Regions from separate parts of the Homo sapiens genome. Here region 1 is linked to region 2. The links are chromatin loops, found by intact Hi-C in ENCODE. Cell type or tissue: IMR-90. All regions are shown on one strand. Links, peaks and the distances in the headings refer to the core of each region. The heading gives the core; the rest is flanking DNA.

The links. A loop is a pair of places that touch in the nucleus more often than their neighbours do. Peaks named below come from ENCODE experiments on the same cell type or tissue, not always from the same donor. Only the 100,000 strongest peaks of a DNase experiment are listed, where the experiment ranks them.
Region 1: it touches region 2 in a loop (4-fold over the local background); 13 of 110 quality-filtered maps call a loop at or near these places.

The regions. Positions count from the first base shown.
Region 1 is chr7:78,219,437-78,225,896 of GRCh38, reverse strand. The region is part of intron 10 of MAGI2 (membrane associated guanylate kinase, WW and PDZ domain containing 2); the gene reads left to right. Among named protein-coding and RNA genes, the nearest start is that of DDX3ILA1, 230 kb to the right of the region's middle. In IMR-90, for the core only: no CTCF peak of the experiment used is centred there; a DNase peak (open chromatin) is centred at 3,726; H3K27ac peaks cover 817 bases.
Region 2 is chr7:78,131,011-78,137,470 of GRCh38, reverse strand. It overlaps MAGI2 (membrane associated guanylate kinase, WW and PDZ domain containing 2), which reads left to right. Exons shown (of 22, transcript NM_012301.4): 17 at 2,265-2,450; 18 at 4,411-4,582. Among named protein-coding and RNA genes, the nearest start is that of DDX3ILA1, 140 kb to the right of the region's middle. RefSeq lists enhancers at 2,000-2,499, 2,500-3,001. In IMR-90, for the core only: a CTCF peak has its summit at 2,984; a DNase peak (open chromatin) is centred at 3,040.

The sequences.
Region 1 (6,460 bases), core at 2,538-5,037, 88 kb before region 2:
GAGCAAAGAATTGCAGAAAACAAGATCTGCCTTGGACACTCAAAGGACTAAAAGAAGAATTTTAATTTATCTAGAAATATTTTAATCACTCAGCAAGAAGTGGACTAGGGCGAAAAGAAGCCCATGCGCAGAATGCTGTCTGGACTGGACTGTTTAGAAAGAAATTGACCTCTCTCTGGTCAGTCCTTGCCAAATATGGACTTGGTTTTGAAGCACTCTCACCCCAACAAATATTCAGGCTATTTTGCTTTTGGAACTGTGCCTAAAGCAGTTCTATTTCTAAAACTCTGAGGTGCAGAAATGTGAACACATGGAGCCAGATACATAGTAAGTGCTCAAAACATTTTTCTGGTAAAACCCCATCTTTACAAAAAACACAAATACAGGTGCATGTTGGCATATGCCTGTAGTCCTGGCTACTCGGGAGGCTGAGGTAGGAGGATCACCTAAGACCAGGAGGCCAAGGCTGCAGTGAATGGTGACTGTGCCACTGCCCTCCAGTCTAATCAATAGAGCAAGACCCTGTCTCAAAAAAAAAAATTATCTATAAATAAAAAAATTAAATGTGGGAAGGGTCTTCACTAGACAATCATCTTGGTTGGCTCTACTGACGATAAACCAAGGCATAGTGTTTCTAGCAATGGTCTGAGAGGCAACCTGCTCACGGGGATAAACAAAAACTTGGAATCTCAGAAAATAAGGGGGTAAGAATTCAAGCTGAAAGGCTGCTGCAGCTGACAAGTGATCTCTGATGAGTAATCAGCCTTGGGTCTTACAGCAGTTTGTGCAGTATCCCAAAGAAAGACTCCAGGGAAGCAGTGTGCAGAAGCCAGGCCGGCAGGTAGTTTGCTTCCAGGATATCTGCAGGGACTGGGCCAGCAGAGCCAATTCTGTGTAAGTTGGAGGTGAGGTGAGCAGAGGGAAGGCGGGGGTAGCAGCCAGACCTCAGGACCTATTTCTCTGCTGGGAATGACAGTCTGGGGTCCTGAGAACATGGAGGAATGCCCAGCATCTTCAGTGACTTGATGCTGAGTGACGGTAGAGACATGGACTTCCAAAAATGCCATTCACCGTGAGGCTTTTCCTTGGTGGGAATGGAGACTGTTGAAATAGGACAAAGGTGGAAAACTGTCTGTTATTTACCTGATACACTTCCTCCAAAACAAAAAGGGGAACTATTTGGTGAAAAAAAAAAAAAAAAATTTACGTTGTTGTTGCTGTTGTTGTTGTTGAGACAGAGTCTCACTCTGTTGCCCAGGCTGGAATGTGGTGGCTTGATCTTGGCTCACTGCGACCTCCACCTCCTGGGCTCAAGCCATCCCCCTGCGTCAGCCTCCCAAGTAGTTGGGACCACAGGCACACGCCACCATGCCCGGCTAATCTTTGTGTTTTCAGCAGAGACAGGGTTTCCCCATGGTGGCCAGGCTAGTCTCAAACTCCTGACCTCAAGTGATCTGTCCACCGCAGCCTCCCAAAGTGCTGGGATTATAGGCATGAGCCACCGCGCCTGGTCAAAAAAAGAGCACTTATAACTCACTGTGTAAAACTAAGTGAGTACGAAGACTAACGAGTGGAGAGCTTTTTTCCCACACAACCTGATAACTCACCTCACAAGTCACATAGGTAAAAACTTTACTTTTAATCATCCTAAAGAAAATAAAATAAATAAAATGTTTGGTTTCTGCATAAATTCTACATTGTTCATTGCTCCTGTACTCCAATTCCCAGATGAGGCAAATCAATCCAAAACTCCAAAAATGCCAACTGAACAAACCATTCTATTTCACAATGAAATCTACGTACTCTGTAGAATTGAGAATGAGAAAGCGTTACCCTAACATTTGCCTTTGAATCAAGCAGTCCAAGGCTTTACATGATTTTGGTCCAAGGGATAATAAATGTTCAGGAGAGCAATTGCTTCTGCAAGTCAATTGTACCAAGTCGGTAAGCTTAAACATGGAGCAATTTTATTTTAAAAGTGCCCTACATGCCTGGGAAAAGCAGTGGCTTTAATAAAAATAGACAATAATGATGATGAATATAATAGTGATATTTTATACTCATCTGTTCCCTTTTTAGTTTTGGATTCAAAAATGCATAAATTCTCTTCTGGGTTTCTACTAGCTTTTATACCATAAATCTGTTTTCATTGTGAAAAAAAAGGGGCAGTATAAAATATTGGCCATAAATCATAAAATAGGGAGGCTTGTGGCATTACAGTAAATGGTTTTGGTGAGGTAAATTATCTTGTTAAGTCCTTATCAACATTTTTAATGGTTATTTTTGATTATTTAGTATATTAATATTTTGAAATTTTCAGTTTATTGGTTACTATTTCTTTGAACTATTTGATAACATAACTTGTTAATATTTCTTTAAAGTTTCAGAACTTTTGAGGTAGTTATCCTCTCCCCTAAATTGGATTGCTGTCACCACTATTTATGTCTTCCCTCTTTACAAGTACTTTAAGAATATAATTTCTATTTTCAGAAATCTCAAAGCTAACTCTTAAATATATCTCTGGGTGGTTCTTCAAACCTGTAGGTCAAGTATGTGAGAGCACTTTTTTTTTAGTACAGAAAGCTCTTAAAAGTGGAGAGCATTTTAAGAAAAATGAAAGAACAAATGGTCTGGGGAACAAAGTGAGAAAACATACATGTTTTTCTAATCTTCCTAAAAGGAAGACTGATGTAAAGGAAGAAACATACAGGCTTAGAACTCAAAAGTCTTAAAAGATGAAAGCCCAGGTGTGATACCCGCACACCTAGAAACTGTGGTATGAACAGACAGAGACAGGAGCAGTTCACCTTTGACTGCCCAGACAATTGAGAGGCTATTTATGATCCACAGAAATATTGACAGCTGTGTTGTTCAGAGTATCCCCCCATAACCATGTTTCATGAGGGAGACAATTTTTCTTCTGTTTATTTTCTGATTTATCTCTTCAGCCCTGGGTAACTTTTATGGGTGTGGTTTGATTTGATTTTTGCTTTTCATTACACTTTTCACTCAGTGTTAATTATTTGGTTTTCCTTTTGGCTTGAGAAATATCCATGTTCTGGGTATAAATTCCCTCTTAATCTAAGGAAATTCTCTTTTCTGGCTTTTCATTTGTTAGCTCATGAAGTTTCCTGCAACAGTACAGGACCTATGTGTTAAGAAGCATCAGATGGCAAAGCTTGGACTCTACATAAAGTGACTGTTAGTTTTCTTAGCAATCAGAGATGGGGCCTTCATAGATTCACACTTGGCCATTTTCAAACCCTACTGTGTTTGGGGGCAGTAAAACAAACAATGATTAAGAACCTTAGGTTCAAAAGTAGTTTTAAAATCCTAGCTCTGCCACCTAGTGACTGTGTGACTGGGGGTAAGTTACTTTTCATCTCTAAATCTGCAGTTACTTCATTTGTAAAATGGGATGCTAAGAGAACCTACTTCACGTGGTTGTTGTGAGGATTAAATGGCATGATGTGAAGTGCCTGCCAGAATAAGGACCCAGGAAATGTGACTTATTGTTTGCAGTTTTTCATTTTTCCTTGTTCTGTGTTATTTTTCTCCATAGAGCTCATGAAGCTGGCAAGCTAGAGAACTTACTGATAGATTGTGTACAGGAGTTGAAACAGCTGCTGAAGAGAAAAATCAACATCAATTTTTTGCTATCCCATAAAACACGTGGTTTACTAAACTGAAACCCTCGAGGAATGGGGCATATTTCAGGCACATTCTTGTGTAAGAAGACACAGAATGATGTGCATTCCCAACATATTAAACCCAGCATAAACCTCTCATCTCTCCTGAATGTCCAGCGCTTTTCAAAGAGCTATGTTTTGCATATTTGATTTTTTAAGAGACAAGATCTTGCTCTGTCGCCCAGGCTGAAGTACAGTCATGCAATCATAGCTCACTACAGCCTGAAACTCCTGGGCTCAAGCGATCCTCCCACCTTAGCCTCCTAAATAGCTAGGACTATAAGCACACACCACAATGCCCAGCTAATGTTCTTATTTTTTAAACAAAAGGATCGTTTAAGGCCAAGAGTTCAAGACCAGCCTAGGCAATATAGAGACAAGGTCTCCTTGTGTTGCCTAGTTGCCTAGGCTGGTCCTGAACTCTTGGCTTTAAACGATCCTTTCACCTCAGCCTCTCAAAATGCTGGGATTATAGGTGTGAGCCACTGCACCTGGCCTTGGTATTTTTAAATTAAGTTTTTATCTAACTGTCATTAATAATATTCTATTGTCCACATTTTCTGAATATGTGAATATGCAAATAATATGAGCGATATGGATTTCCCCAAATCTTTGTAAATATCAAATTGGCCATTGCTTTAATGTCCTCTTTTACTCTGTCTGTACTTTTACTCTGTTCTTCACCTTTTGGTCATAGTTTTGGCCACTCTCAGCTTCCCACAGCATCATGCTAAATAATTATCTTTTCATTCTAAACAATAAAGTTAGTCTAGTTCTCTAAACAGTTCTGAGATCTCACAACCTAAGTTAATTTGAGACAATAAACCCTTTGATGGTTTTCACATAGTGAGAAAGAGGTGTCTGGGGCACAATGCTGCTTCATGAGTAAATGGAAAAGTTGGACAACAGGCGGAAGAGAACTAAGGGTCTGCCATGTGGGGAGCAGTCATCCTGATGAGAAAGCCACAAGAGAGGCCAGAATACACTAGCAAAGGAAAAATAGACTGTTGAACCTGTCCTGGGAATTTAAATCTGACAAAGCCATAGATGGGAAAGAGGAGACTTTAGAGGGGAGTTAGCATAGTCAAGCTCAAGAATCCAGGAAGGCTCAGGAGGAAATTCATGACATGCTAAAGATCAGAAAAGTGACCTGGCAACATGGCATAGTGAGCCAAGGAAGAAACGTGTGTGCTCAGTACAGGTACGGTAGCCTTAGAGAGGTGGGAGGGGTAAACACAACATATGGGTTGTAAACCCGGCAGCTGCACCTATCTGCTGAGATTATGGCATAAAATGTCTACAAATGACCAAAGCAGTGCCTGGCACACAGTCAAAGCTCAATAAAGTTTGTTTTCCTAACACAGCAGGACAATAAGGTACTGAACAGGAATATTGTCCCAATTCTGCCATTAATTATTGACGTGATTTCATGGTACATCATTAAATTGCTCCGCTTCCACCTCTGTAAAAATGGATGCGTTTGGGCAAATGTTTGCTCCAGTCCACTCTATTATTTTTCTCATGGTCAAGTTACTTAATGTGTGTCTTATGCTAAAATATAAGCTGGTTTTATCTTCCGTTAAAGGGAAATAGAATATACTGATCAAACTAACAAAAATAATTTTTAAAAAACCAAAGTATCAAACTACAGAATTCCCTTTCAGGATAAATAGCCCTGTTATTTACTTAGCAAGCATTCTTTACATACATGTCACTTTGGTAGGCACTGGGGATGCAAAGACAAACAGGATGTTGCCCCTGCCCTCAAGAAGCTTATAATCTACTTAGCCCAAGGCACATAACAATGAAGTGTCCTGGTGTGTTCCAGGTGCTGTGATGAGAGTGCAGCCAGGGTACCATGGGTGGGGGGACACGGCAAGATTGGTCAGTTCTACCAGGAAGAGAAAGAGTGGTGACAGCATTTCAGAGGTGGTGCATGAGATAAGAATTATAAAGAGGTAACTTCGTGCCAGGCAATCAGGATGGGGTAGGAGTTCTAGGTAGAAATGGGCCCAGCAGGGCAAAGATAGAGTTGTCACACAGCCCAGGTGTTCTGAGAGCTGCAAATGGAGTGGGGCAGACAGACAGAGGGCTCTGAGGTGGAACTTTGTAAGCAGTGGGGCTGGAGCTGCAGGCAGGGCCAGGTCATGGAGTAGGTTGTATAATAAGGAGTTTGGACTCCATTCTGCAGCAAATAGGACACCACTATAGAAGAAAAGAGAAGTACTATGCTCAAATTTGTGCCTTACAAAGATTCCTCTAGCAGCAATGGAAAGAATGGATTGGGCAGGACAGGAATAGAGGAAAGGAAGGAATAGTTAGAAGTCATTTACAGTACTATAGGCAAGAAGTTCTGAGGTACTGGGGCTCTGAATCAAATAGTAGGAAGCAAGAGTCGAGAGAAGAGGTCAATACCAGCGACATCAAGGAATGACAGAATGTGAAAGGGAGGATGGAATGGACAAATTTGCAATGAGCCCCAGGTTTCTGGATTGGAGAATGGTTTGCTATAGCACCATGACTGTTGGAGAAGGGCAAGTTGTGGGGGAAGAGATTACATTCATTATTGGATGTGAGTCTGTGGGCCCTGTAGAATAGTCAGTGTAAATACAGCTGAACAGTTGGTCTTGACATCGGTGGGGGGGAAGGACAAGGCTGATTTAGAAGGAGATTAGATGTTTTCAGTAGTACGAGAGGCCCTGAGGATAAAATGAACTCAACCCAGGAGAATGCCTCAGTGAGAAGAGAAAAGTGGGTGCAGATGGAGGAAG
Region 2 (6,460 bases), core at 1,730-4,229:
ATATTTAAAAGATAATAGTAATAAAAAGAATGACAGTTAATACTTATAGATCAGTTCTCACACATCAGGCACTGTTCTACTCGCTTTACATATGATAACTCATTTAATTCTCAGATGCAGTCTGTGAAGTCAATGCTATTAGTATACCAATTTTACTGTCGAAAAACAGACTCAGAGAAGTTAGGTAATTTTGCAGAGGTCACGGGACAGATAACAATATACACATTATGGCCAGGGAGACCAAATCATTGATGAACCATTCATTCCGAGACACTGTTGAACATGAAAGGGGGCAAAAACAGGAACTAAAGTTCACCCTAATTATAATTGCAACCCTAAATACCTTGCAATGCCTACATCATTTTTTTAAAGTCAGTAAATTAATGAGTTCTTATATTTCTACTTGAAAAAACATTGATTGTCCTAAGATTCTAAGATGATCATTAGCATGCTCTATGTAAGGTGTTCTTAATTGAAGCCATTAGTGCTTATGGTATATAAAAACATGTTTTAGTTTCCAACATGATGAGTTTCACTTCAGGGACACAGGCTCAGCCAATATTTTCATATGCTATCTATAACCTTTCACAATAGAAGAATGAACAAGGTACTGGCTCATTAAATCACTAATTGTCCTTCCTTGCCATGGTTATTAGCTAATGTTCTGCCTTTCGCTGTAAAGCATGTGCAAGATTGAGAGTTCAAGGACTAGACATCCCTGAAACATACTGAATGGTGGGTTGTGTTTTTGCATATTTCTACAGATCAAAGCAGTACCTGATTCCATAGGGAGAGCAACAACACAGAGTTATTGACAGGTTTCTGAGCTGGGGCTCACAGTCTTGAAGGGAGAATGGAAAGGGAATAGGCTTCTAGTTTGGTAAACTCCTTGAGGGGGTTTACACAGGGTATACTATTGATGTCCACCCCATAAATAGTTATCTTGGTAGGTACTTAAACATTTACACTGAAGTCAACCTTCTAGGAAAAATCTGTATTCCCATGTGTGTGGCTCTCCTCACACATATAAATAAACAGTAAAAAGAAAATAGGCCGAGCATGGTGGCTCAAGCCTGTAACCCCAGCACTTTGGGAGGCCGAGGCAGGCGGATCATGAGGTCAGGAGATCGAGACCATCCTGGCTAACACGGTGAAACCCCGACTCTACTAAAAATACAAAAAAATTAGCCAGGCGTGGTCGCGGGCGCCTGTAGTCCCAGCTACTCGGGAAGCTGAGGCAGGAGAATGGCGTGAACCCAGGAGGCAGGCAGAGCTTGCAGTGAGCCAGGATCGCGCCACTGCACTCCAGCCTGGGCGACAGAGTGAGACTCCATCTCAAAAAAAAAAAAAAGAAGAAAGAAAGAAAAGAAGTGTACATTGTTTTTAAAAGACGTATAACATTTTACCAATCCTAAACATTTTTATATTTTAATATTTTGACAGTTGGAGAGCATCTTATAATCAATGGAGCATCATTATTTAGTTAGCAGTGTTTCTTTTTATTTTTTTTCCCGTGGCATATAAAATAAAGGTGTGTCTTACCATCCATGGCATTGTAGATTTGAATAAATGCATTATGTATCAGACATTAGCAAGATATCAGCACCATGTAAAAGTAAATCAAAAAGAAGAGGTAAGATGTGACAACACACCAACCTTTATAGCTTAGTACATGAGTGGGAAGGTGGTTATAACTTCTTTACCAAGTGGCTACTACCCATTTAACACATATTTCTTTCCTTCCTTGTTTTCTCCTCTCAATAAAATAATAAAAGGATAGAAATTGAATTTCTGGCATTTATTGTAGCTTTCTTAAATTATTGATTATTGTCCCTAGAATATGAGCTCATGGGGCACAAAGTTCTATGTGGTCCTCAAACACTCATATATATTGGAATCTCCCTAGGAGCTTCTTAGAAATTCATGGTCCTCGCCTCCTGCCTGGACATTCTAACTCAGACAGTCCCCAGTAAGGCCCAAATAGCTGTCTTTTTAACTCTAGGTTAATTATGATCACCCCAAAGTTTGAGAACCCCTGGTCTGTGTTTGGAATTGGCCTATCACTGCAAAGGACTTGAATTTAGAAACTTTGGTCTCAGTAGTATGCACAGGACCCCATTTGATAGAAATTAGTGTGATTTCAAAAGGCAAATACACTGACGAAGGAAGGAATTCTGACATTTCATTGTTTCCTTTGGGGCTGGGACTGAAAGAACATGTATTGGTGATGTCCCTGATACCTATTTCTGTTGGGGTTTTTTTAGCTGTGCCCCATAAAATCGGACGCATCATTGATGGGAGTCCTGCAGATCGCTGTGCAAAACTAAAAGTGGGAGACCGGATCCTAGCAGTGAATGGCCAGTCTATCATCAACATGCCTCACGCTGACATCGTGAAGCTCATCAAGGATGCAGGTCTTAGTGTCACCCTTCGCATCATTCCTCAGGAGGGTGAGTGCCTGAGGCAGCCTTGCAGAGAGGCGGCCAACACATGGACACACTCACCGGGTGTTCTCAGCCTGCCCGCCAGGGTCGCGGAGTGCACCTGCCTGCCGTCACTGTGGTGTCAGAGTGTCAGAGGTTGATTATTATTTCCACTTTTGCAAAAACTCACACTCAGTTGCAATCCATATCTTGTTTACTCAGTACCTGTTTCATTCAGAGGTCAAGCTATGTGACATTGCAGGCTAAATAGTGTGAATTCCAAGACGCCAGGTTATTCAATCATTCCCTGTGGGCCCCCACTTTTATGGTTATATTAAGTCAGAATTCATTCAACAGAGGTGACAGAGTTACAAATCTGAAAAAAAAAATTTATGTTAACAGTAAATCTCTAGAGGATTCCTCAAAGTCAGATTGATTTTGAAAACGTGAAGTTTTGTGGTATAAGGAGAGCTCATTTAGAAAATGTTGCATCTGATAAGAATTTAAAATTCCCACTGAGCCTTTTGAATTTGTCTGTACAAGGACTCCCCCCTGAGGCTCAAAAGAGTAGTGAACATCACAATTCATAACCATGCCCTAAGGGGTCATGGAGCTGTGAACATCACTGCACCAAAAATTCACCATTTCCAGAGACAGTGGGTTCATGACTAGTTTCTGGCTGCTGACTCATCAACGATATTGAAGAATTCCATTTCTGGAGCTCACTGATGAGTGTCCCACACAGAGGCTGATGGGCTCACTCAACTTGGTACCCTCTGTTTTATTCAGCCCCCAATTCCATTTTAGGATTATCTGACATGTAGGCAGCAAATGGCTAAACAGCCACTTGACTTTAAATATAAAACAGTAGTTCTCAACGGGGGTGGTTTTGTCCCCCCAAGGGACATTTGGTAAAGTCTGGAGGCATTTTTGACTGTCTTGATTGAGGTGGGCATGCTGCTGGCATCTAGGGGGTGGAGGCCAGGGATGCTGCCAACTATCCTAAAATGCACAGGACAGCCGTCCACAGGAAAGAATTACCCCACCCAAAATGCCAACAGTGCTGAGTCTGGGAAACCCTGATATAAATGGAGAAGGAATTAAAAGATTTGGACTGTGGGGAAAAAAGGGGGGGGAAGAAGAGTTCATAGGGGAATGCTAATAGATCACCTCCCTTTTCTTACCCAATCAAAAAAAGAGAGAGAGAAAAGAAAATGGCCATGCTGCTTTATAACCTACTATCTCCAGACACCAACATGTATAAGCTATTCAATGGAAATTAACTGCAAACAAGATTGCTCGCTGAAAATCTAAACGCTTCTCAGTTTTCTGAGTCTGGAATGTGTCTGTTGGGCCCTTATTCCAATATATAGAGTCAATTTCAGTTGAAAATTTGATGTTATTAGCAAAGAATTCCAGAAGCAATTATTTAATAGAATAGTTTTGTGACTCTTCCTGTGTCCAGGGTTCTTTCTTCTTTCTGGAAAAGTGTGGAGTCCAGTGGGCTATGAGGCAATAAGACTGACAAGGGATGAGGAAAAGATTGTAAAAAACATTTTTCTTTTTATGGTTCATTCCTTATCCACACTTTGGAAGACTCTTCAGGCTGTTTATTACAAGCAAAAACTGGTGGCGGATCCATTTTCTCTCAGCAAGCGATGCTGCAAAAATAGAGTATGTTTTAGAGCTTAGTCCTTTGAATAATTTTTTTCATAGTTTTATGAGGTTTTTTGGTAATCTTTTCTTCTGGCAGAATGACAAGATACTGTTCATAGCCTTGTTCTGCAGTGATCATTAATGAAAGAATACAAATATCAGAAATGGTATTAGAACTTGATAAGATTAACCTGCTATCTAAAAACCTAGCAGAAACGGAAATAACCAAAGCCTGAGCCATCAGCAGAGGCAAAGTCACTGCCTCTAGTCACTTCTTTCCCCTTATCAACACTAACCTGACTGCATCTGCCGCTTTGGTTCTCCATCGCAGAGCTCAACAGCCCCACCTCGGCACCCAGCTCAGAGAAGCAGAGTCCCATGGCGCAGCAGAGTCCCCTGGCACAGCAGAGTCCCCTGGCCCAGCCAAGCCCAGCCACCCCCAACAGCCCCATCGCCCAGCCAGCACCACCTCAACCACTTCAGCTGCAAGGACACGAAAATAGGTAAAATTTCCTCTGACTTTTGTGATTCTGAGAGGTGATAGGGTGGGGAAAGGAGGGAGTATTTGGGGACAGCACAGGACAGGCAGAGAGAGAGACTTTTATAAAGTAGAAATCGCCGTGCATACCTTTGTGTGATTTCGAGGTTGTGTGTGTTATAGATATGGTTTTATTAGTAAAGATAGCTGAGTGTCTGTCCTTCACAAAGAGAGATGCTTTCCTGCAGAAATGGTGAGCAGTTGCAGATGAGTAGGGCTTAACAGCTGAAGAGCATGTTAAAGAGAGTCCAGAGTGAAGAACTTACTCAGAGGCCCCCTGGCAGGCGCAAGCCTGCAGTATGCACGATGGAAATGCGGCCAATATATGGGGTGGCAGAAGGAGAAGAGTATGATGTGAGATGAAGCCAGTGAGGGTGGCTGGGGCCCACCCTAAAGGGCCTTGTAAGCATGCTTACTTAATGTTTTGATCTTTAAGTGCAGCGGGAAGTCATTGAAGGGTCTTCAGCTGAGGACTGCTATCATTGGATTTGCTTTATAAGAAGGCCTCTCGGTCTGCCCTGCAGAGCGCAGACAGGAGGCTGGCAGGGTGAATGCAGGTTAAGCAGTTAGGAGGTGGCTGCAGACGTCCATTGAACCACAAAAGTCATGGCTCAGAGAATGATGATGATGTGGAGGTAGGGAGAATGTTGAAGGATTTGTAGGCATTAGTAAATATTAGCAGCCAGTGTGGTGGCTCACGCCTATAATCCCAGCACTTTGGGAAACCGAGGTGTGAGGATTGCTTGAGCCCAGGAGTTCAAGACCAGCCTGAGCAACGTGGTGAAACCCCACCTCTACAAAAAACACAAAAGTTAGCCGGTTGTGGTGGTACACGCCTGTAGTCCCAGCTACTTGGGAGGGTGAGGCAGGATAATCACTTGAGCCCAGGAGGCGGAGGTTGCAGTGAGCTGAGAACGTTCCCATTACACTCCAGCCTGGATGACAGAGTGAGACTCTGTCTCAAAAATAAAATAAATTAGCATTTTTACTGATTATAACAACCTTACATCCTCCTACCCACAATCTAATGAGGTTCTTCTATTCCACACATAGCATTAGAGATAGGCATCATAGACTAATGAATAAGACACTTTGAACTTCCAGAAAAAGACTGTCATAAGAACAACATTGTCTTCTTATTGTGACTTGTATATAACAGGGAGCCTGGGTTGGGTTCAGCCATTAAAGAGAAAGATGAAGACATGTTCCCATGATGCTTTCTCGCTTTCCGTGGGAAACAAACAAACAAAAACAGAACAACTCACAGAAACACCTCTGCATATAAACCCCTCACTGGCCTTTTTAATGATTCTAATGTTTTCTGAACATCTGCTTCCCATCCCTCTCCTCCCATGATGGCGAAGATGAAGTGAGACTCTGTTTTTGATTCCCAGAACTCTCTGGGTTCATCATTCACATTGTTGCAAAGTAAACTGTGTTCCCTGTGCCACAGGTGGTATTTCTACAAAGCCTTATTCTACTGATTTCCCATTTGCTTTCATAGAAAAGTAAATGTCTGATTGTCCTCAGCTGCTTATGTTTTTAAATATACGCAAGGAAGAGAAAAGCCCCATAAAGCAAATGATGCAGAGGTGAGAATTTGACAATCCCTAAGAAGGGTAGGTCCTGAGTGTCTCAGTAATGAGCCCCAGATGGGTTTGCTCTCAACATCTATCACTTCAACAGATTGCACTGGCTTTCCCCAGAATTCATCTTAGACTCAAGAGGAAGGACTTGAGCACCCCAGCAGTCCCCGAGCCAGCTTCAGACTCTTCTTGCCACTGTCGATTAATCTCGCAGCCACATTCCATTCTCCTTTCCAGAGTCAGATTTCCCTGGACAT